2 separate regions of the Homo sapiens genome follow, and region 1 is linked to region 2. A link is a loop called in an ENCODE intact Hi-C map of the cell type or tissue named here. Cell type or tissue: heart right ventricle. All regions are shown on one strand. Links, peaks and the distances in the headings refer to the core of each region. The heading gives the core; the rest is flanking DNA.

Region 1 (11,477 bases), core at 1,979-9,978, 66 kb before region 2:
AAAAAATAAATTAAAAATAATCTGACAAAGTGCTAATGTCCAGAATCTACAATGAACTCCAACAAGTTTACAAGAAAAAAACAAACAACCCCATCAAAAAGTGGGCAAATAATATGAACAGACACTTCTCAAAAGAAGACATTTATGCAGCCAAAAGACACATGAAAAAATGCTCATCATCACTGGCCATCAGAGAAATGCAAATCAAAACCACAATGAGATACCATCTCACACCAGTTAGAATGGCGATCATTAAAGAGTCAGGAAACAACAGGTGCTGGAGAGGATGTGCATAAATAGGAACACTTTTACACTGTTGGTGGGACTGTAAACTAGTTCAACCATTGTGCAAGTCAGTGTGGCGATTCCTCAGGGATCTAGAACTAGAAATACCATTTGACCCAGCAATCCCATTACTGGGTATATACCCAAAGGATTATAAATCATGCTGCTATAAAGACACATGCACACGTATGTTTACTGTGGCACTATTCACAATAGCAAAGACTTGGAACCAACCCAAATGTCCAACAATGATAGACTGGATTAAGAGAATGTGGCACATATACATCATGGAATACTATGCAGCCATAAAAAAGGATGAGTTCATGTCCTTTGTAGGGAGGGACATGGATGAAGCTGGAAACCATCATTCTCAGTAAACTATCGCAAGGACAAAAAACCAAACACCGCATGTTCTCACTCATAGGTGGGAATTGAACAATGAGATCACATGGACACAGGAAGGGGAACATCGCACACTGGGGCCTGTTGTGGGGTGGGGGGAGGGGGGAGGGATAGCATTTGGAGATATACCTAATGTTGAATGACGAGTTAATGGGTTCAGCACACCAACATGGCACATGTATATATATGTAACTAACCTGCACGATGTGCACATACATGTACCCGAAAACTTAAAGTATAATTAAAAAAAAAAAGAAAAACTACCAAAAAAAATTAAAAAAAATTAAAATGAGAGATTTTGTTATAGACACAGACGTATGCTTCTTGTGTTTCAGGATTTTGGATGGATTTTAGAGCCACACATTCCTGGATTCAAAGCCCGGCTCCAATATATTCCATCAAAGGTGCAAGGAGGACAGAGAGAAGACTTTACTAGCCTAATGACTGAGGATGAAATTAAAAGAAAAATTATTTCAGGAACCCCTGCCAAAAGGTACCTTGTCTACACAATTGTAAGAATAGCTTTTTATCAAATCATTGAGAGAATTCCCTTCTATGAAGTTGCACAATATAACAAAAAAGCTTCTTAATTAATTTTATAAGTTGCACTAAAAATGAAACCAAAATTTCTCGAAGCAAAGAAGAGAAACTACAGATCAATCTTACTTATAAGTGTAAAAATTTTAAATCCAATGTTAGCAAAACAAAGTCCACCTTGTACAGAAAGAAGAGTCACATGATCTTGTCAGGTTTTTTTTCCCAGGAATGCAAAGATCACTTATTATGAAAAATAGCTGTCAACCTAACAATCATATAAAATTGTTATATTATAACAATCATATAAATAGACTTCTCATTCTGACATAAACTGTGACTAAATATGGGACAGAAGGGTACTTCCCTATTATAATAAGGAATACACATGTGAAATAAATTTCTATGATATGTAATGTGGAAACATTAGAATCTCTTCCTTACCATCCACAAAAATTGCTCTCATCAAGGTTACTAGACACCATGATCCACTTGGCTAAGTGCCACAGTCAAAGTCTTTCCCATAATTGAGCTATCAACAACATTTGACAAGGCTGATCATTCTCTCCTCAATCTATTTTCCTTTTTGGCTTTGAAGACAACACATTTTCTTGGCTTACACCTACCACACTGGTCACTCCTTCCCAGTCCCTTTGCTAGTTCCTCCTCTTCTACCCAACTTTTTAACATTGGAGGGCTCCAGGGCTCAGTCATTGGTCCTCTTCTCTGTCTATACTTACTCCCTGGCTCATATCCAAAGGTCTTATGCCTTTAAATACTATTTATATGATGATTATTTCAAAATTATATCTCTAATCTAGACAAGACTCTCAAACTCCAGACCTACTTATACACCTGACTGCTTGACACTTATTTCTTTTGGCTTGGCTGTCAAATAAACATTTCAATTTTAACGTGACTAACACTGAATTTTCCCCCAATGCATACTCCAGAATCTACACAACTTCACGTACTCCAAAACTTATAGTAGACAGTTTCCCTATCTAAGTTGATGGAAACTCCATTTTTCAAGTTGCTTAGTCCAGAAACCTTGGAAGCATCCCCATCTCCTATTTTTCCCATACAGCCAACATGTAGAAAATCAATCCTGTTGGAGTCATTCAAAATATATGAACAATCTGACCCTGTCTCTATTCTTCCTGCTGTACCTTTATCTCTTACCTGAATTACTGTAATAGCCTCCTAACTGTTCTGCTTGCGTCAATCCTCGCCCCCACGCCATTGAAGTCTATTTTTCACATAACAGCAACACCAACCATTTGCAAGTATAATTAGATCCATGTCCTGTTAATTACCCTACAGAATAAAAGCCAAAGTCCTTGCAGTGGCCTACAGAGTTGCACAAGATCTCTCTGCTCCTTTACTCTGTATTCTTTATTCTCTCTGTTTTAGACCCACACTGGCCTGTGGCTGTTACTTAAAGACACCAAGTATGCTCTGCTTTGAGGTTTGCTCTAGCTGTTTCATTCACTTGGAATGCTTCTTCCCAGGAGTTCCTTCATTTTCTGCAAAATTTACTCATATTATCTTCTTGATGACTCTCATTCTGACCACCTCATGTGATACTGCAACCTGCCCCCTGCCTCTGCACTTCTTTCTCTTCTTGTTTGTTTTACATTTTCCTTCTTTCCATATCATTTATCACCTTAGAAAATTATCTATCTACCTATCATCAATCACCTTCTTACCTATCTATTCATCTCTATCCATCCATTCATCCATCATCCATCCATCGTCTCCCCAGTTAAAATGTCAACTCTTTGAGAGCGAAGATCTTTGCCTGGTTTGTTCATTGATGCATCCCAAGTGTTCAGAACAGGGTTTAGCACAAGAGGAGATACTCCATAAGTATTTGCTGAATGAATTCCTATTTAAGTTTGAAAAAATGCAAAGGTGTCTGATATTAATAATACTCAGCATGCTTATTAAATAAGAAAAACATTTCTTGAAGGGATGCCAATTTTCAAGTGGTTCTGCAGATTTACCAGAATTCGAGTTGAAATATCAATGGGATTTGGGTGGGGAACTTCATAAAATGATTCTAAAAATAAATATTGAAAAGTACATGCAAAATATTTAGAAAACTCTCATTCAAAATATGCATATACATACATGTAAAAAAGTCTAGCAGGGCACACACCAAGATGTTAATAATATGTCTATCTGGATTGTGGAATTGTAATTCCTCTTGTTCTTGTTTTTGCTTACTCATATTTCCTCATTTTCCATAGTGAGCATATTTTCTTATATTAAGAAATAAAACACTACATATTTTTGAAAGGAAATGTTATTATTTTTGAAGAATTGGCTATTCAGGATTTTTTTGTGGTTTCCTATGAATTTTAGAATTGTGTTTTATACATCTATGAGAAAGACATTTGAAAATTTTGATAGGGATTGCATTGAATCTGTAAATCGCTTTGGGTAGTATGGACTTTTAACCATATTAGTTAGTTTTCAATGCTTTATAAACTTCAAAGCATGTTTTTTAATCCACATTTTCTGACCGAGGTTTTCCAGCCTCTGCACTACTGACACTGAGGCCTGGTAATTCTTTGTTCTGTGTATGTGTGCAGGGCTGCCCTGTGCATAGTTAGCAGCATCCCTGGCCTCTACCCACTAATGCCGGCAGCACCCCTTCTCCTACAGTTGTAACAACCATAAATATCTCCAGAAATTGCCAAATGTCCCCTGGGGGTAGGGTTGCCAGATAAAATACAGAAAGTTCAATTAGATTTTAATTTCATATAATAAATTTTTTTGTGTGTTAGTGTTTCCCAAATATTGCATGGGACAAGTGTGTCCCAAATATTGCCAGTGACCTATTAAAAAAATTTGTCGTTTATCTGAATTTCAAATTTAACTGGGTGTTGTATCTTTTTATTTGCTAAAGTATGAGGCAAATTGCTCCAGTTGAAAACCAGCAATGTAGAGCAAAAGTTGTTTTCAGCTATTTTTTTTAATAGCTGAGGAACCTGGCTTGAGGTTCCTCAGGTTCTTCCAAGCTGAGGGAAGTGCTTGGTCTAAGGCTATAGGGCAAGAATGGGGCAGAGATGAGATCTGAACACAGGTATCCTGATTACAGATTCCCTCTTCTTTCCTTTGCATAGAAGAACTATTCATCTTTATTCCTGAAGGGTTGAAACTGAGAGATAATAAAGATCAAGGTCACTTGACACAGGACTGTGCTCAAGGTTGCCAAGTAGAGACTGCATACACTTTCTCTAACATGGTTCTTTGAAGTTAGCTATTATTCCTCACTTAACAGATGGAAAATTGAGGATCAGAGAGTTTAAACAATGTTACTAGATTAACTAGTTAGTGAGTGGTAGAGCTAGAATCCTAAAGGAGGTCTGACTTAATGCATACCTGACATTGCATTTCTGTCTGGTGTCCTTTACTTAGTTATTCTCCCCCTCTTTCATCAACTAGCCTTACCTGAAACCTTCTAGCTAGATTTTCTGGTTTTGCCAAGATACCAGTTCTTTGATCTATCATAATTTGGAAATCAGGAATAAAAGAATAAACTGGCCGAGAAGTCTTTTAAAATACTGTTTCTGACGAAAACCAAATCATGAAACCATTTGATTTTCCTTTTGGATATGGTGCCTCCTAAATGAGGAGTTCATTAAAAGAGAGACAATGGTTAAGCTAGAGCAATCTGTACACTATGTATTAACTTCTGGAAAATTAAAAATTGATTCTGTCATGCTTTTATTTTAAAGAAAATATGGGATGTTTTGATTCTTGGTACACAACAGGATATTGCTGCTAAGAACTGTAGATAGTTTGGTAGAGAGTCATTAACTCCTATTCATCCTTCAATACCCAACTCAAATACTACATTCTTCATGGAACTTTCATTGACCTCTTCCTCCTGAGGTAGAACTATTGTTTCCACTTGTGGCTTTCCCTAGTACTTTGTATATGCTTTGGTTCAGGTGTTTTTATGTGTATCCCCAATTATTTACCAGGATAATCTGTATATATGAAGCATCTGTGGGGAAAAAAAGAAATAATTAGATGAATATGTATGCAAGAAACTAAGTAAAGATGTTATTAAAAACTAAAATTAGTTCTTTTCTCAACTAATTTTGTATTTCCTTTTCTCTCTCCCCAGTACCTAATGCCTTTCACATAACTCTTATAAGTTACTTGCTGAATTTTAGTTTCAGAGAATTTTGTCAGGGAGATATGTTAAAGCCTTGCAACTAAAAGTGTAGTTCATGGACTAGCATCACTAGCATTACCTGAGACCCTGTTAGGAATGCAGAATCTCAGGGCCTAACCAGATCCACTAAATCAGAATTGTGTATTCTAACAAGACTTCCGGGTGACTTAGATACTCACTAAATTTCTGAGATGTCCTGGCTTATAGATCAGCAGCCTAGGAAATGCAAATACATACGTGTTGAAGTCCTTCATTTGGGGTACATGACAAACATCTCTAATCCATGACAATTTTTTCTCTAAATTGAGGTGCAGCTTTAGAAGCTTCTTTGGTGAGGCACTTTCAATCAATTAGTATGGAAGTTGGTTTGCCCTCCCAGATCTAGCCAACCCTCTCATTTTACCGATAAACTAGGGCTCAGAGAAGCAAAGTGATTTGGTAGATATCACACTGTTCCTTCACGCAGAGCTGGAATTAAAATACTAATCTCCAGCCTCATGGTCTTATGGTCTTCTTGTCACACCACGCTGGGAAGTTAAGCAGACATGGCTCGAACCAGGGCTTACAAATGCCCTCTTTCTCATCATCCCAACGGGAGACCTAGATTACTTGTCACTGTCTTCTCATTGTGATATTTTAGAAAGAGCTTGATATTTGGAGTTAGATCATTACAACTTAAACTGCCCCTAAACTTTAGATATCTCTCAATAGTTACAAAATTTTCTATTTAAGGGGAAGAAAGGGAGCATATTTTCTATCACAGTTGAACTCTAGTATGGGGCCTCAATGAAAAATAACCCATTCCATCTCTCCCCTAGTCCAAGTTCAGTTGAACAAGATGGTTTCCAAGTTTTCCAGGAAATTCAATAATATAGTAATTCAGCAGTGACTTTTGAAATGCCATCAAGCAAGCAGAAAGGACCCTTTAAAAATGTGAAGACCCCAGGGCCATCTTTCCCTGCCTATGTTCCCCACTCCTTGCTCTACTACATCTTTTCCAACCCTGTCTTAGCTTTAAAAAAATTAATGGCATTCATTGTTTATAAATGCCTCTGTTGATCTTTCCTATTTCGGTTCCTGACTACTAGTGGAAAAACTCTTTCTACTTCCCCCGCCCCTCACCCGCACTTGGCTTTAAAAATAGCAAATAGAGTTAGGTTGGCTGAGGGCCTTGTGGTTGGAGTCCACAGCCTTTGCCCTCTGGGTCACTGGTTCACATCCTAATACCATGGCTGGTAGGCTTTTCTTCTCTTTTGTGTGTTTTGCTTAAAGTTTTAGGAGGAGGTATCCTCCTGGATGATCATTTTCTCACGACCATCTGGGAAACATCTGGACTTGCCATCCCTGATCCCGGTATTAATAATATCTGCTATGCTGTCTTCTTCTCCTCTTTTCTGAAGTCTGCAGTGTTCACAATTTCATGTGCTTGCTTCAGAATTGCTCTTCTAGCTCAAGGCTGAAGAATTTGTATTGATCCTCAGGTCTCCAAAGAATGGACTGGCCAATTCATGCTCAACCCCTTTTCCCTATTTCCAGACTCCTTTCCTAGGAATTTGATATACGGTTAATATCAACCTGCTTTTCACACATAAAGATAGCTTTAATAATAGTGAACAGGTTTTAAGTCTTATAGTCCACAAAATGCTTTCACATGTATTACTGTAGTTGTCAGTAAATTCTATGATGTAGGTATTGTTATTTCTGCTCTCATTTTAAAGACACTTAGATTGAGAGAAGGTAAATCAGTTGTCCAAGACCACTTGATCCACCAACCCTCTGACTCCTTGGCATGATCCTGCCTCTCTCCTGTCTCTTGCAGGTCTATATTTTGAGTTTGTTTGTTTGTGATGATCCATTTGCTGATGATCACCTGTGGCACTGTTGATGACTGTTAGGGGCACTGAACAAAGTTTTACTTTCTATGAATCCAATGAGACAAAGTTTTTACTTAACCTTTGTTAGTTACCGGAGGTTTGAGCAAGTCAAACTAGGCAGCATGATCGTAATTCTTCGGGCAATGAGGTAGTGCAAATATTCTTGAGAAAAGCAGTAATGTGACGTCAGTTTGTTTCCAGAAGAGATATGTCAGCAGTATATTAAGTGGATGAGGAGATATAGACAGAGGGAAATAACATAATTTAGGAAGTTCTTGAAAGAGTTTGTATGAAATGTACTAAAGCTTGAATCAGGGTGGGAGCTGTGGGGAAGATAAGTGGGTGCCAATGAGAGAAAAGCCACAGAAGTAGCACTGACACTGTGGTCATGGAAGGGATTTATCAATAAAGGGGCCAGGTAGCTGAGGATGAGGTGCCATCTGCCCTCAGAGGAGAGAGAACATCAGTGAAGTGGCAAGTTTTACTGAGGGAGGAGATGCTTTGTCTCACTGTGGATGTATTTAAGCATTTTGGCACCAAGAAGGCATCTGGGCAGCAAACTTCTGGCAGTTGATGTAAGAGACTAGACCTCCAGACAGCAGGGAGGCCCACAGCAGCTTCGCATGGTCCCTATACAGCAGGGAGCAAGGCATTAAGACAGGGAAGAAGCAAAGTGCCTTGAAAGTTACTAATAACTGAGCACGACTGCATTTGGGTACTGGCTCATTTAAACTTGACAACACACCTATTAGATAGGTGTCTTTTTTCTATTTTTTAAAATAAGAAAATAGATACTCAGAAGGAATTCCTTGAAATCTCCGTACAAACAGAAATATTAGGATAACATCAGGCAAAGTGATATAGTTCTTTCAGGTCAACAGAGTCAGGCTCGTTCATCGTCCTTCATCAGTTTGAATTATATGTGATTCTTGGCACTTCTCTTTATGACATTATAAATGAAGGGATGGTGTCTGGATCTTAGATTGCAAAGGATCTGGTACAGGCTGAAGTGGATATGAACCCTTTAAACCACAGTCTTGCTATGACAACAGAAACATACTTCCCTGACTGGAGGCAGGAGTGTGTGTGTGTGTGTGCGCACGTGTGTGTATGTGATGCACATACATGTACATGTGTATGTATGGGCCTTCCTATGTTTATTTATTATAATGTTGTTGAGGCAGGGGCTGCAGGGTTGCCATATGCTTCTGCATTTTCTTCCCAAGCTATGCTTAACATGTGATAGAATGATACTTGCTTTGTTTCTGTGGTTGAACAATCAGATAGTGTTTGATAAGCTATGGAGAAAACACTTTAACAGGATTTAACCATATATTTCTCTTCCCTCTATCCTTAATAAGTGGGTCACAATGTAGACACACACACACACACACACACACACACCTGCCTGTTTCACTGAGTCCCAGACATTTACAAAGGACGGCCCTATTTTATACTACCGGCCCAGTTCTGTCATTTTATGATGTGGTATCCACTGTGGCTGCACAACAAAGAGGACCATTCTAAAGTAGGTCAGTGGAGCATTCCCTGTTATGGCAGCTGAATGATAGTGCAGGATGACATTTTCCAACTGGTCTCCATCTTCTTTGTGTTTATAGCTGCAGATGTCCTATTCCTGTGGATTCCTAGCCTTTACACACAGAAGTAAGAATGAGTCAAAAGGCAGGCAGCCTCTCAACTTTGTCTGTCATGGCTTGGTCTGAACCTTAGGCAGGAAGGCAGGAATCAGCAATATCACAGGCAGGAAAAGGCTTTGCAGCTTCAAGTAAAGAAAACTCTTAAGTGCATCCAGGATTCATTGCTGTGTCTACTTTCTGTCCACCTCAAACTTCACCAAAACTCCACCTCAGATAATTTCTCCTCCTGTCCTTCTGACCTGGGCAATATTTCTATTTCTTCCTGGATGGAACAGGGATAAAATATATGAAACACAACTTGTCTCAGAAGAACGTGAAAATATGTATTCAGAATATATGTGCTGTGATATTACTAAATAGTGTCAATTTGGTGAACTCTAGGGAATGACTAAAAATATAACAAAAGACCACCTTAAATGATCAGACACTCTCCCCTTTCTGGTCTATTATTTAGTCACTGAAAATATGTTTCTGTGGGTCACTTCTTTCTGCTAAGGTATGATCTGAAAAGGCTCCTACAATACAAGTCTCTTTTTAGGGGCAGGAAAAACATTACTTTCCTGAAAGATCATCTCTACACAGTGGTTCAAGAAATCACCAAAGCACTTGCAAACATCATGAGCTGTAATTTGAGAGAGACAGCCTCTTTCCTTTGGCTGACTTAAAAAATATTCCCCCCTCCCTGAATTTGATCATATAAGACTTCAGTCAATTACTATTAATAGTAAAATAAACAGTTTACAGGAAGGAAGTTCTGTATTTTTTTTTCTTACACTGATAAGATACAAGCAGTGTCTGACAACTTGGCAAATTTTTATTTTCTGGAAAGTTGTATGCATATGAAGATGTTCTCTTGCCACTTGGTCCCTTTCTCATTCTTAATAGTCATGAGATGTTTAAGGATGGAGTGGAGAGGGGAGATAGTATCCATGTCTTTCTAAGATTAGCATATATGTGTGTCTGGAATTGGTGGGTTCTTGGTCTCACTGACTTCAAGAATGAAGCCTCGGACCCTCGCGGTGAGTGTTACAGTTCTTAATGGTGGCGTGTCCGGAGTTTGTTCCTTCTGATGTTCGGATGTGTTCGGAGTTTCTTCCTTCTGGTGGGTTCGTGGTCTCGCTGGCTCAGGAGTGAAGCTGCAGACGTTCGTGGTGAGTGTTACAGCTCTTAAGGCGACGCGTCTGGAGTTGTTCCTTCCTCCCGGTGGGCTCGTGGTCTTGCTGGCTTCAAGAGAGAAGCTGCAGACCTTTGCAGTGAGTGTTACAGCTCATAAGGGCAGTGTGGACCCAAAGAGTTAGCTGTAGCAAGATTTATTGCAAAGAGCGAAAGAACAAAGCTTCCACAGCGTGGAAGAGGATCCGAGCGGGTTGCTACTGCTGGCTAGGGCAGCCTGCTTTTATTCTCTTATTTGGCCCCACCCACATCCTGCTGATTGGTAGAGCCCAGAGGGTCTGTTTTGACAGGGCGCTGATTGGTGTGTTTACAATCCCTGAGCTAGACACAAAGGTTCTCCACGTCCCCACCAGATTAGCTAGATAAAGAGTGTGGACACAAAGGTTCTCCAAGTCCCCACCAGAGTAGCTAGATACAGAGTGTCAATTGGTGCATTCACAAACCCTGAGCTAGACACAGGATGCTGATTGGTGTGTTTACAAACCTTGAGCTAGATGCAGAGTGCCGATCGGTGTGTTTACAATCCCCTAGCCAGACATAAAGGTTCTCCACGTCCCCACCAGACTCAGGAGCCCAGCTGGCTTCACCCAGTGGATCCCGCACCGGGGCTGCAGGTGGAGCTGCCTGCCAGTCCCGCGCCCTGCGCCAGCACTCCTCAGCCCTTGGGTGGTCGATGGGATTGGGCGCCGTGGAGCAGGGGGCGGCGCTCGTCAGGGAGGCTCCAGCCGCACAGGAACCCACGGAGGGGGTGGGAGGCTCAGGCATGGCGGGCTGCAGGTCCCCAGCCCTGCCCCGCGGGAAGGCAGCTAAGGCCCCGCGAGAAATTGAGCACAGCAGCTGCTGGCCCAGGTGCTAAGACCCTCACTGCCCGGGGCCGGTGGGGCCGGCCGGCCTCTCCGAGGGCGGGGTCTGCCAAGCCCACGCCCACCCGGAACTCACGCTGGCCCGCAAGCACCGCGCGCAGCCCCGGTTCCCGCCCACGCCTCTCCCTCCACACCTCGCCGCAAGCTGAGGGAGCTGGCTCCGGCCTTGGCCAGCCCAGAATGGGGCCCCCACAGTGCAGCGGCGGGCTGAAGGGCTCCTCAAGTGCCGCCAAAGTAGGAGCCCAGGCAGAGGAGGCGCCGGGAGCGAGCAAGGGCTGTGAGGACTGCCAGCACGCTGTCACCTCTCATATGCATAGTAAGAAAAACAGATTTAGAGAAATATGTGGTAGTACGATGACCAAAGTCATTGAGATAAACTAGACTCCAACAGTTCCTTTGGCTTCCCAACTTCCACAAACTGGTACCCAAAATGGGGTTCAGATATCCTCCCATTAGCAATTTGGCTTTAGGACATTCCGGTCTGATCACCTGGATA
Region 2 (11,477 bases), core at 2,028-10,027:
TATGGACAAACTTACCAGTGAAGGTCCAATTGAGAGCCAGGAAAGATCCTGCCATGGAGCTAGATGGCTTGGCATTTTGCTCTTGGCTCCTCAGACACAAGTTTTAAATATCTCCCATCATCAACACTATAATGTATTACAAATTGAGCTTAGGTTTTTTTTTTTTTGCTGCCTGCTGCATGCAAAAGTCATCCTATCGGCAATCTATGAAATAAACTTTGCCAAAATAATCCTAACCACAAGAACGAACAAAGAAATAACATATGAAACAACTTATATTGCTTTTTCAGACAAGCTCATAAAATCCTTGAAATTCTAAGAGCACTTGGGTGATCCAAAGTGGATTGAAGTTATTCCTCCTGGAAGGAAGATTTTTCACAATGATTAAATATCTGCACAATTTGGAGGCTTCAGTAGTCTGAGTGGTGGTCTGACATGAGGCCTCTTGATTTTACATCATGTTCTTTCTTGTATTCATGGGAAGAAGCATAAACTGTATGCTTTATTTTTGTAAACTGGATTTTTCTTCTTTTGCTATTTTTTTGGTCTCATGCAACATATTCATGACACATTTATTTTGATCATTTTCACTTACAGTATATATAACTGAATAGAAGAGATAGTGCCCAATATGGCAGCTTAAAAAGATCCACTCAGATATTTACAATAATGAAATCTTATATTTGAGAATTTATTTCTTCAATGTTAATTAGAAGGTCAGATCCATCGAAAATAATGACCAGTAAACTGATCAACACATTAAGCAACCAGCAAAAATGTATTAATTAAATAAGTCAGTACCAGCAACTTTAGCTTAATTGATTTGTCTTCTAAACAAGAGTTAAGAAATTTCAAATCTATCAGGAACTCAGTATCTGACAAAAAGACTTATAGGAAACATAACCAAGAATCAGAAAATATAAACAAAAAGTCTGAACTACCAGATTAATCACTAAATAAAAAACAAAAACAAAACACAAAACACTAAAAGACAAAACCGTGTTTACTTTTCTGATAGTCCATTAGGCTCAGTGTCCATTTTGTTTTGAGGAACAAAAAACTCCAACTAGTTTGGTGATTTATTTTCCACTACAAACGCAAATTAGCAGAAGCAAATTAGAAGCCTTAGAGTAGACTAGAGAGAGGGATAGACTCTGTGTGGGAGGAGATAGTAAAATGTAAGAATCAGACACAAGAACTAGGAGAGAACAGCAGTATAGAGTCATTAGTGCGAGGAAAAAACTACCCTACATATAATAAGTTCAATAACTGGCATTCAGAAGAGTGATTCTGAGTAACTAGGAGAAGGAAATTATAAAAACGATAAAATTGCTTTGAAATTTACAAAGCATTTGCAACGCTGTTATTATATGGGAATGAAATTACATTTGGTATATTCTGCTTTTAAAAGCAGGGAAATGTAAGCCAGAAAGATTTACAAGCAAAATTATCAACAGGAAAAATGCTTGGAACATTTTCTTGCCCCCCATTATTAGTATGGCTTGATTCTCCCGGATGACTCCTTTCCTGAGCATTCCAATGAAGCATCCCTGTACTTCTGTGAGATGGAAAGCACTAATTTCCCCTAAAATATGGAACTCTGGAAAAAAGTAGTGACTAACTTTGTATAGTAGTAATAATGTGTTATCAGAAAATTATCCCTAGCATTTTTCAACCATAAATCTGATGTAAAAGATTTATTGCATTTGTATCCTGTGATTTTTATTATTTTTTATAATATTATTTTTCCAAGAAACTTCATCTCAAATTTTTTAATGAAACTAGTAGAAAAATATTGTTCAATAAACAGAGATCCAATTTATAATTAATTTTTCATATGTATATCTAAGTCATGTATACTCTGCCTGATAAAACTTTGGTTCAATATCTGCTAAAACAAAATATAAAAAAAGAAATCAATATGAAAATCTCTAAGCTTGTTGAATTCCAGGGTGGGGCTCCCATTGTGTTTTTAGAATAAGATTAACTGGAGGAGGAGGAAATAAATTTCTATGATGAAAACTATGACCAGAGAGTTTTCTCTATCGCAGAGGTAAATATTATGTACCAGAAAGACTCTAGGACTGAAGTAAATTATTCTAATCCAATGTCTTTCTACTTGACTCTCACCTTTGTTTTTTTTTTTTAAACTTTGTGGAGAGATGCTTATAGAAGCCAAAAATCAATGTGTTTTCTTGTTGGATGATTCTGGCCCTTGCTGCTATCTTCTTGCTACATGAGGAGATTTAAATGTAGATTACTGGGACTGACAGTCAGTCCCTATGACTGAAGGTTGACTGATAACCTACATGGACCAAGCAACATAGAAGAGAAGAGCTTCCATAAGCAGTGAGACTAACACTTTTAATTCTTGATGACTTTGTTTGTACCTCATTCCATCCTGCTTCTTATCTTCTAACTGCTAACATTAGCCCCTTTTGCTCTGTTGGTTCTCACCCCACCATTGGAATTTTCCTTGTCTCCTCATTTCTGGCTCGGATCTTAGAATCTCTATTCATGTATTCTGGTCATTCACTCTGACCAAGTAGTCTCTAGCCAGATAAGGGACCTCCTGATCCCAACTTCCACCTCTTGTGCAGGCTCTGTGAAGATGGCTCCCTGAGGAGGAAACAGACACTTCTACTTGTCATCGAAATTCCTCTCATGTCTGCTCTTTTCTCTTTCTTCTCATTTGCTCTCTGTCATCTTTTAAAGACTGGACTACTCACCTCCCTGGCTTTAGGTGCTCCCCATGCCAATCCATCTTTCACTTCACTATTACAACCTTAGTGACTTCTCTTATCCTCACCTTTCAAATCTAAATCCCTGTGCCCAGTTTCCAAGACCTTCATCTGACCTCTTCAACTTTCTTGTCTGTTTCTTCCCAGTATGCAATTTCAGTCAAGTCAGTTACATTGTTTCTATCTTTGCAAAGTTATCCATAAGATTAAGTTCACATCCAATCTTTTTGAAGGTTACTGTGACTGCTACCAACTTACATTTGCACAGGGCTTCTTGGATCATAAAATATTTTGATATATATATATATATATCTATATATCTTTTGATTCTCCTATTAACCTTTTAAAAGTCATTCCTGAGTTATCTCTCTCCCTCACACCTCACAGTATACATTCATAGGAACTCTTGTTGATTTTATTTCTAAAATATAATGCAAATATATTCCTTTTTTTTTTTTGACAGAATTTTACTCTGTTGCCCATGCCGGAGTGTAGTGGCATGCAACCTCCGCCTCCCAGGTTCAAGCGATTCTCCTGCCTCAGCCTCCTGAGTAGCTGGGACTACAGGTGTGCACCACCGCACCCGGCTAATTTTTGTATTTTTAGTAGATACAGAGTTTTGCCATGTTGGCCAGGCTGGTCCCTAACTCCTGACTTCAGGTGATCCACATGCCTCAGCCTCCCAAAGTGCTGGGATTACAGGTGTGAGCCACTGTGCCGGGCCTATATCACTTCTTAAATTGTCCACTATGTGCTACCAGATTCTCCCTAATCTGGACTACCATAGCTTTCTAACTGGCCCCCTTACTTTTACTCTTGCTATGCTGTAGTCCCACTGCATACAGCAGCCACAGTAATCTTTGTAAAATGTGAGTAATGTACTGTCCAGATCCTCCTCCTCCCTGGCTTTCCCCAGTGGTTTTCTTTCAAACTTGGATAAAAATCTAAATTCCTTAGCACAGACAATGAAGTCCATAGGACAAAGCCAGCACTGTACACTAGAACCTTGTGCAATCATGAAAATGTTCTCTAATCTGTGGTGTTTAATACAGTAGCCCCTAGCCACATGTGCTTACCAAGTACTTGAAATATGGCTAGTGTTACTAAGGAACTGATTTTTAAATTTCAATTAATTTCAATATAAACTTAACTAGCCACATGTGGTTAATGGCTACCATATTGGACAATGAAGATCCAGCCACTGGACTCACCTCTCCGTAGGTGAGTTTAGGTGTCTGTACTCACCTCCTGTTATTTTTCCTGTTGTTTACTCAACAAGAAGCACCCAAGATTTGTAGCTGCTCTTCACAAATGCAAGCCTGTTCCACCTCTGAGGCTTTGCTCAGATCTCTCCCCCACCGCCAGCTTCTTCTCTTCCCCTAGATCTTCACACAACTCATGCCCTTACTCCATTCTGGTTTCTGAAACAAAACTTACTTTTTCACAGAATCCTTTTCTGGTCACTGTCTTAGAGAGTTTGAGCTGTTGTAATAAGAATACCACAGACTGGGTGGCTTAAGCAATCAACATTTATTTCTCACAGCTCTGGAAGCTGGAAGTCTGAGATCAGGGTGCCAGTATGATCAATTTCCTGCTGAGGGCCTTCCTCCTGGTTCATGGATGGCTGCTTTCTGCTACACGCTCACATGAGGGAGAGCAGAGAGAAGAAGGAAGCTCTCTCTTGTCTGTTTTTATAAGGCCACCAATTGCATCATGAAGCTTTCACCCTCATAACCTAATTATCTCCCAAAGGCTGATGTCCAAACACTATCACATTGGAGATTAGAGTTTCAACATAATTTTGGAGGGCACACATATTCAGCCCATAGCAGTCAGTCTACGTAAAATAGCTTCCTATGCTACCCTATTCCACAAGTACTCTTCTATTTAGCTTTATCACTGCCTAAAATAATGTTATGCATTTTTTTTACCTTGTTTATCATCTGTGTTCTCTGCTTTCTCCAGAAGCACCGGTTCAGAGTAGGTGGAAAATGAGCTTTAGGTAGATTGAATTTTCTAGGTGATGCTGAACAAAGGGACACAGGAGCAAGGGAGTTGAGGGTGTTTGCAAAGAAGTAATTACAATGAAGGAAAAGTAGAATCTAAGAACCTAAAATGGGTGAGGAATAATGAAAGGAGGGTAAATTCACTGATTTAATGGATTTTATGCTCTGGTGTGGCTGAAATACTATTGGAATAGAAAGGCTAAAGAGAATTAGATGGTAGCCACAGAGTGGGAAGCTTGAAAGGGAGATTCTAGAGAGGGTGTAATGCTTGTTTGAATGAAGTCTTGGGAATGCTCATGGAAGTGGGTGGCTGATATGGAAGAGGGTGGAAGACAAGATCATAGGAGGAGAAAAGTTTAAGGACTCAGGAGGTCAGGGTATTTGGAAGAGTCATCTTCAGTGTGTGAAAAATCATAAAGGATTATGTACAACAGGAATAGTGCTGGAGTGAATTAGAGTAGGCCTGGCTCTAGCAGATGAGACCTCCCTGGGATTGGGAGGTGACTGCTGATAACAGCAGGAAATGGAAGAATCTGAGAGCATGGATTTTAAAGCTGTGAGTTTTAAGGGAAGAGAGACAATAAACTGGAGGCAGCAGTAAGGCTGCCTCTCTGGCCACCAGGCATGATGAAGGAAAAAACAACCATCACCTGAAAGCTCTGCAGGGGCCGGGCATGGGGCTCATGACTATAATTCCAGCACTTTGGGAAGCTGAGGTGAGAGAATTGCTTGAGCCTAGGAGTTCAAGACTAGGCTGGGCAACATAGGGAGACCTCATCTCTACTAAATAAATAAATAAGTAAGTAAATAAATAAATAAATAAAAATTAGCTGGGCATGATTGTATGTGCCTGTAGTCCCAACTACTTGGGAGGCTGAAGTGGGAGGATTGCTTGAGCCTGGGAGGCTGAGGCTGCAGTGAGCCATGACTGTACCACTGCACTCCAGCCTAGGTGACACAGTAAGACCCTGTCTCAAAAAAAGAAAGAAAGGAAAGGACTAGATATTAGCATAAGAAGTGAAGGACTCATCAGAGAGGAACTTGAGGATAAAGAAGATTTTGCTAAAAAGTGAATTCTAGAGAGTAGAGTGGAGGGTATCGACCTGTAGGGAGGTTGGACGATGGGCTGGATTAGCAGATGTACAGATATGTTCAGAGAGGAAACTATGAGAGGAAGGGGCCTTGCAGCCTTGTGCTTCTAGTGATTGACATCACTGGGAAAGTGGTGTGATGGGAATCTTTTCCAAGGTCTCCAAGTCACCTTGTTCTGATAAAACAGAGTGTTAGAGGGGAGGGGAGGGAATGTGGGATCTTATCAAGGCATACAGAACTCTGGTGCTGCTTTTCACTCCCCTGATATCAGTTTGGAGGGCAAGGGAGCAGTGGCATTCCTGGGAGCCTTGGGGTGTTCTGGGTCTTCCTTCTTTATTCCTTTCTTTGTGTCTGACCTCAGTCCTTCAATTGCTTCCAGACCTGAGAAAAACATGCTGGCTGTAACTTCAGCTATGAGGGCCATTAGAAACAGGCAACAGGTATATGTTTCATTTTCAGACAAATGAAGCATGCTCTGGGAGCTGCAAGACATCTTGTCTTCTCTCTACCTGCTGCCAAACAGCTTCTTCCCTGCTTAGCCCGCCCCGCTCAGGATCATCAAGGGCTTCTGGTTTTCCGGATTGGTTGACACCATGGATGATGCTTCTCTATGGAGGAGCTCATCAGCAGAAGAGCACATGAGAAAAAACAAATTAACAACAAAGAGAGCACAGAAGAAGAAACGGGGTGACAGCTGAATCAAGAATGATAAATTCCATTGAGGGTAGCTTGAATTTAAGATGTGGGCATCAACAGAGACTGTCCAAAGGGCAGCAGGATATATTGGTCTGGCGATCACTAGAGTGATGTCTGGGTTGGATGCAGATTTAGGAGTTTTCAGCTGGTGGATGAAATGATAAGAAGTAAGATTTAGCCCAGAGAGATTATGAAGCATGAGAAGGGCTGCGGGTGAAAAACAGAATGCTGGGGAAGAACAATATTTGAAAGATGGGCAGAGGACAGATTGCCAGTGGGATCAAAGAGCAACTTCTATAGCAGTAAAAGGGGAACCAAGTAAGAGTGAGAGATTGAAAGAGGGAGCAAGGGATCCTTTCTTTTGGTAAGGTGGAGATGTGAGCACTTGTGCTTAATGCTTCTGATTTCAAATCCAGATCTAAGGAATCAGTGTTACACAGAAATAGAGAAGTATAAAAGAGGGTATGAACATGATGGAATTCATGGGAATCCTGCCAGAGAGAGGGAAGATGGGACGAGACTGAAGGAAGTTCCCAGGGCTGTCCTCCTATAACCCATCTGGAGATCTTATGAAGATTTAAGTAAAATGGATAATTTTCTGGTAAAATACAAGTTAACAAATCTGACTCAAGCCAATTTAGGAAAAAAGGAATAGAATTTAATAATGGAAAAAAATTTTCAAATTTTGTTTTAAGATAGGTGACAGGTTTAGATATTATTGGCATTTTTTTAAACATTCAAAGAGAGTATTATTTGTGGGTTCCATAAAATGTTCCATACATAAAAATACAAAAACAAAATAAAAACATTCATGGACATGTTCCCAATTCATTTTCTGAAACTTGGCATAGCCTTAAAAATAAAATCTGACCAAGAACACAAAAGTGACAGTTATCGAACAATCTCCCTTATGTATGTGGATGTAAAAATAATAAAGCATTGGCAATCAAAACCCGGGAGTTTATTAAAAGAAAATCCCCATGGCCAAGCAGGACTTGTTCCAGGACTGTAATAAGAGTTTAATATTAGGATATCTATTAATATAATCCATCAGATAAAGAGACCAAAGGACAAAAAAAAAAAAAAAAAAAAAGAAAAGAAAAATCACATGATTACTTCCATACTTGCCAAAAAGTCATCTGAAACAATTTCACATCTATTCCTGATGGAAATTCTTCATAAGCTAGGAACACGACCTATCTTTAAAATGAGAAAGACTGTCTTAGTTTAATTGTGAACATGAGTGGGATGTCTGGAATTTGTGTAGAAGGGGATCTTAAGGAATGACTTAGTTGGAAATGGATTTGTCTTTAAGTTGAATTTGCAGTGCACCACATGATTTTTCTCAGGCTGTATAAGTACTTTTGGTGGCTTCTAGAGTGGCTAGTGGTTTACAGGAGAGCTAAGGCCACCTGTCAGCACCAATACTGTACAATACTACATGTATAGTAAAACACTAGTGGCATTTAAAGTTAAGTCATGTGCCAGCCTGGTATCTCTCTAATATTTACCATACTTTTGGAAGTTCTCCAGCAATAAACCCCTGTCCCTACCCACTGCACTCCCTTCCCCCCCAAATGAAAGAGAATTATAGTTACAGAGGCAAAATTATTATTTCACATATTATGATAATCTGAATTTGCTTGCTATATGCCAGGCTCTGTGTTAAGCACTTTACATACACTAATTAACTTGAATGGCAATGCTGCAGAGGACATTATTATGCTCACTTTATGGAAAGCACAGTGAATCTCTGGGAAGTGAGGGACAGGAAAGCTTGTTAAGTGGCATCCTAAACTGGCACAATGGGATTTGAACATGGCTGTGTCTGTGCCCATGCTCTGAACTAGTAAGCAACATTGTATTTCTTTACTAATGGATAAGAAATGGAATATAAATGATTTTAGATTATAAAATTAATATAAAAATGAATTTCTTATGTGCCAGCTATCACCAGTTAAAAAATATAAAAATGGTAATTCATAATAGTAAGTCAGAGTATAAAATACTGTGTGCTATGTTCTTAATGTTTGTGTTCCCCTGAAATTCATTTGTTGAAAATTAATCCACCAGTATGACGGTATTAAAAGGCGAGGGCTTTGGGAGGTGATTAGGACATGAGGGCAGAGCCTTCATGATTCGGATTAGTGCCCTTATAAAGAGGCCTCAGAGCACTACCTTGCCCCTTCCACCATGAGACAACACAGCTACAGGATTCCATCTATAAACCAGGAAACAGGCCCTCTGCTGATGCCTTGATCTTGGATTTTCCAGCTTCTACAACTGTGACAGATACATTTCTGTTGTTTATAAACCCAGTTTATGACATTTTGTTTTAGCAGCCTGAATGGACCAAGACAGTTGGAAAATAGCTAACAAAGAATTTTGGCAGGAAATATTTGAGGACAATTTCAAGCATTTATGAGAGGCATAAAAGACAGGCGTTTCAATAACTACAGATATACTATGTTTTTGGATAAGAAATCTCATAATTGTAAAGATTTCACTGAAATAATATTAGGAGTTTCATGAAATTGCTTTCAAAATATTGTTTTTATAATTTGGTAGAAAACGAAAAGTTGAGTGCAGATAAATATAAAACTTCCAAGAGGGTACTTGTATTATTAATTATCAAACTCTATTATTAAGCTACAAAAATTGAAGCATAATAGTCATGCAAGAGTACAGTACAATAATAAGTGCAAAAATAAAGTTACAAAACATTAGAATATGACAGATAACTCTAAAAGAGAATCTAATACATATTACCATTTATTACATAAAAAACGTAAAATTTCAAATCAGTGAAAAAAGAATAAATTATTCAACAAATGGTTTTAGAAATACTGATTCATCATTTGGGAAAAAATAGATTTCTTCATACTACATAATGATATAAATTCCAGATGGATGAAAATGATAAAAGCAAAAAGTACATATTGAGGATCTAGAGAAATGATACAGGTTATTTTATTTTTCTGTTCTCAGGGTTGGGAAGTCCTTTCTAAATATAATTGAAAAGAAGAAAACATAGCTAAATAAATTTGAGACATTTAAAACCATAAAAAAGGAAACTTCTACATTGAAAATGTAATAGAATTGAAAAAAGACAAATTTCAATCTGGGAAAATGTTAGCAATGTATCTGAAAGGTTGAATTTAATATTTATAAATAATTTTTTAAAACCAATAGGAAATGAAAAAACAGTATTAAAATGGACAAGGACATGAACAGATAATTCACATACCAAAAAAGACAAGTAATAAAAAGGCATGAAAAATAACCCTTTCGATGAATAAATGTAAGTAAAATGATAATAAAATTCAATACTTCTGCATCATTCAAATTTGCTGGTTAGAAAGCTATAATACTACAATCCAACAACAAAAACCAAACAATCTAATTTTAAAATGGACGAAGGCCTTGACTAGATATTTCTCCAAAGAAGATATACAAATAACCTATAAGCACATAAAAACATGATCTACATCACTAAACATGAGATACCATCTTGTACCCATCAGGATCAACAAAACCCAGAAAATAACAAGTATTGGTGAGGATGCAGAGAAACTGGAATCCTTGTGCATTACTCGTCAGAATCCAAAACTGTGCGACCACTGTGGAAAATAGGATGGCAATTTCTCAAAAAATTAAACATAGAATCACCAGATGATCCAGCAATTGCACTTCTGGTTATATACCCATAAGAAATGAAAGAGGGGACTTCAACAAGTATTTGCACACCCACTTCATAGCAGCATTATTCAGAGTAGCTAAAAGGTAGAAACAGCCCAAGTATTCACTGATGCATTAATGGATAAACAAAATGTAGTATATATATACAATGGGATATTATTCAGCTTAAAAAAGAAGGGAATTCTGATACATGCCACAACATAGATGAGCTGTGAAGACATTATGCTAACTGAAATAATTCAATCACAAAAGGACAAATATTATATGATTTCTCTTATATGGTAAACCCGGAATAGTCAAATTCATATAGATAAAAAGGAAAATGGTAGTTGCCAGAGACTGGGGAAAGAAGGGGATGGGGAATTAGTAATTAATGTTGAATGGGTACAGAGTTACAGTTGGAGATGATAAAGATGTTCTGGAGATGAGTGGTGGTTATGGCTGCACAACAGTGTGAATGTACTTAATGCCGTAGAACTGTACACTTAAAAATGGTTAAAATGGTAAACTTTACATTACGCATATTTTACCACAGTCAAGAAAAACCTAGGTTGGTTTTGATGTCTACGTGGAGTAGAATCTAAAAAAGAAGGAAAAAAATGAACTAGAAACAAAATTCTTACCAACTCAGGTTGATGATAAAGAAATCTTAGTTTAGTCTTAAGGTGGACAAAAATAAATAAGTAAATATAAAATATTTATCTTGGAATTCTTATTCATGGATCTGCCCTCACATAGATTTGAGGCTTGAATTTAGACAGCAAAAGTTGGTTTGGTAAACCCCAAACTGAAAAAGTAACAAAATTTGGTTCCTCTCAATGATGTCTTAGGGGACTTGACAAAAGCAAATACTCTGGAGTGAGAACATGCCCATTCTCTCCACATGGATTTATAGATTCAATGCAGTTCCATTCAGAATCCCAGCAGGTGTTTTTGTGCAAATTGATCAGGTGATTCCAAAGTGCACGTGGAAATGCAAGGAATCAAAAATAACTCAAATCTGTTTTGAAAAAGAAGAGCAAAGCTCCAGGGCTTACGCTACCAGATATCAAGACCTTTTAAATAAAATCATTACATTTAAGACAGTGCTGTACTGGTAGAAGGTTAGACAAAGAGGCCAATGGGCAGAATAGAAACTTGCACATATACAGTCAAATTATTTATGGATAGCAAAAGTGGCATAGTCAAAATGAATCTTGACCCTTACCTCACACCATACCAAAAAAGCAATTCCAAATGAATT

The links. Hi-C counts contacts between places; a loop is a spot of excess contacts. Peaks named below come from ENCODE experiments on the same cell type or tissue, not always from the same donor. Only the 100,000 strongest peaks of a DNase experiment are listed, where the experiment ranks them.
Region 1: a loop joins it to region 2, with 3 times the contacts of the local background. A loop is called at or near these places in 2 of 110 quality-filtered maps.

What each region holds. Positions count from the first base shown.
Region 1 is chr3:36,452,975-36,464,451 of GRCh38, reverse strand. The region is part of intron 2 of STAC (SH3 and cysteine rich domain); the gene reads right to left. It overlaps LOC124906227 (a long non-coding RNA gene), which reads left to right and starts at 10,075. Exons shown (of 3, transcript XR_007095868.1): 1 at 10,075-10,096. In heart right ventricle, for the core only: no CTCF peak of the experiment used is centred there; a DNase peak (open chromatin) is centred at 6,564.
Region 2 is chr3:36,386,603-36,398,079 of GRCh38, reverse strand. The region is part of intron 1 of STAC (SH3 and cysteine rich domain); the gene reads right to left. The region is part of intron 2 of LOC124906227 (a long non-coding RNA gene); the gene reads left to right. Among named protein-coding and RNA genes, the nearest start is that of STAC, 12 kb to the right of the region's middle. In heart right ventricle, for the core only: no CTCF peak of the experiment used is centred there; no DNase peak of the experiment used is centred there.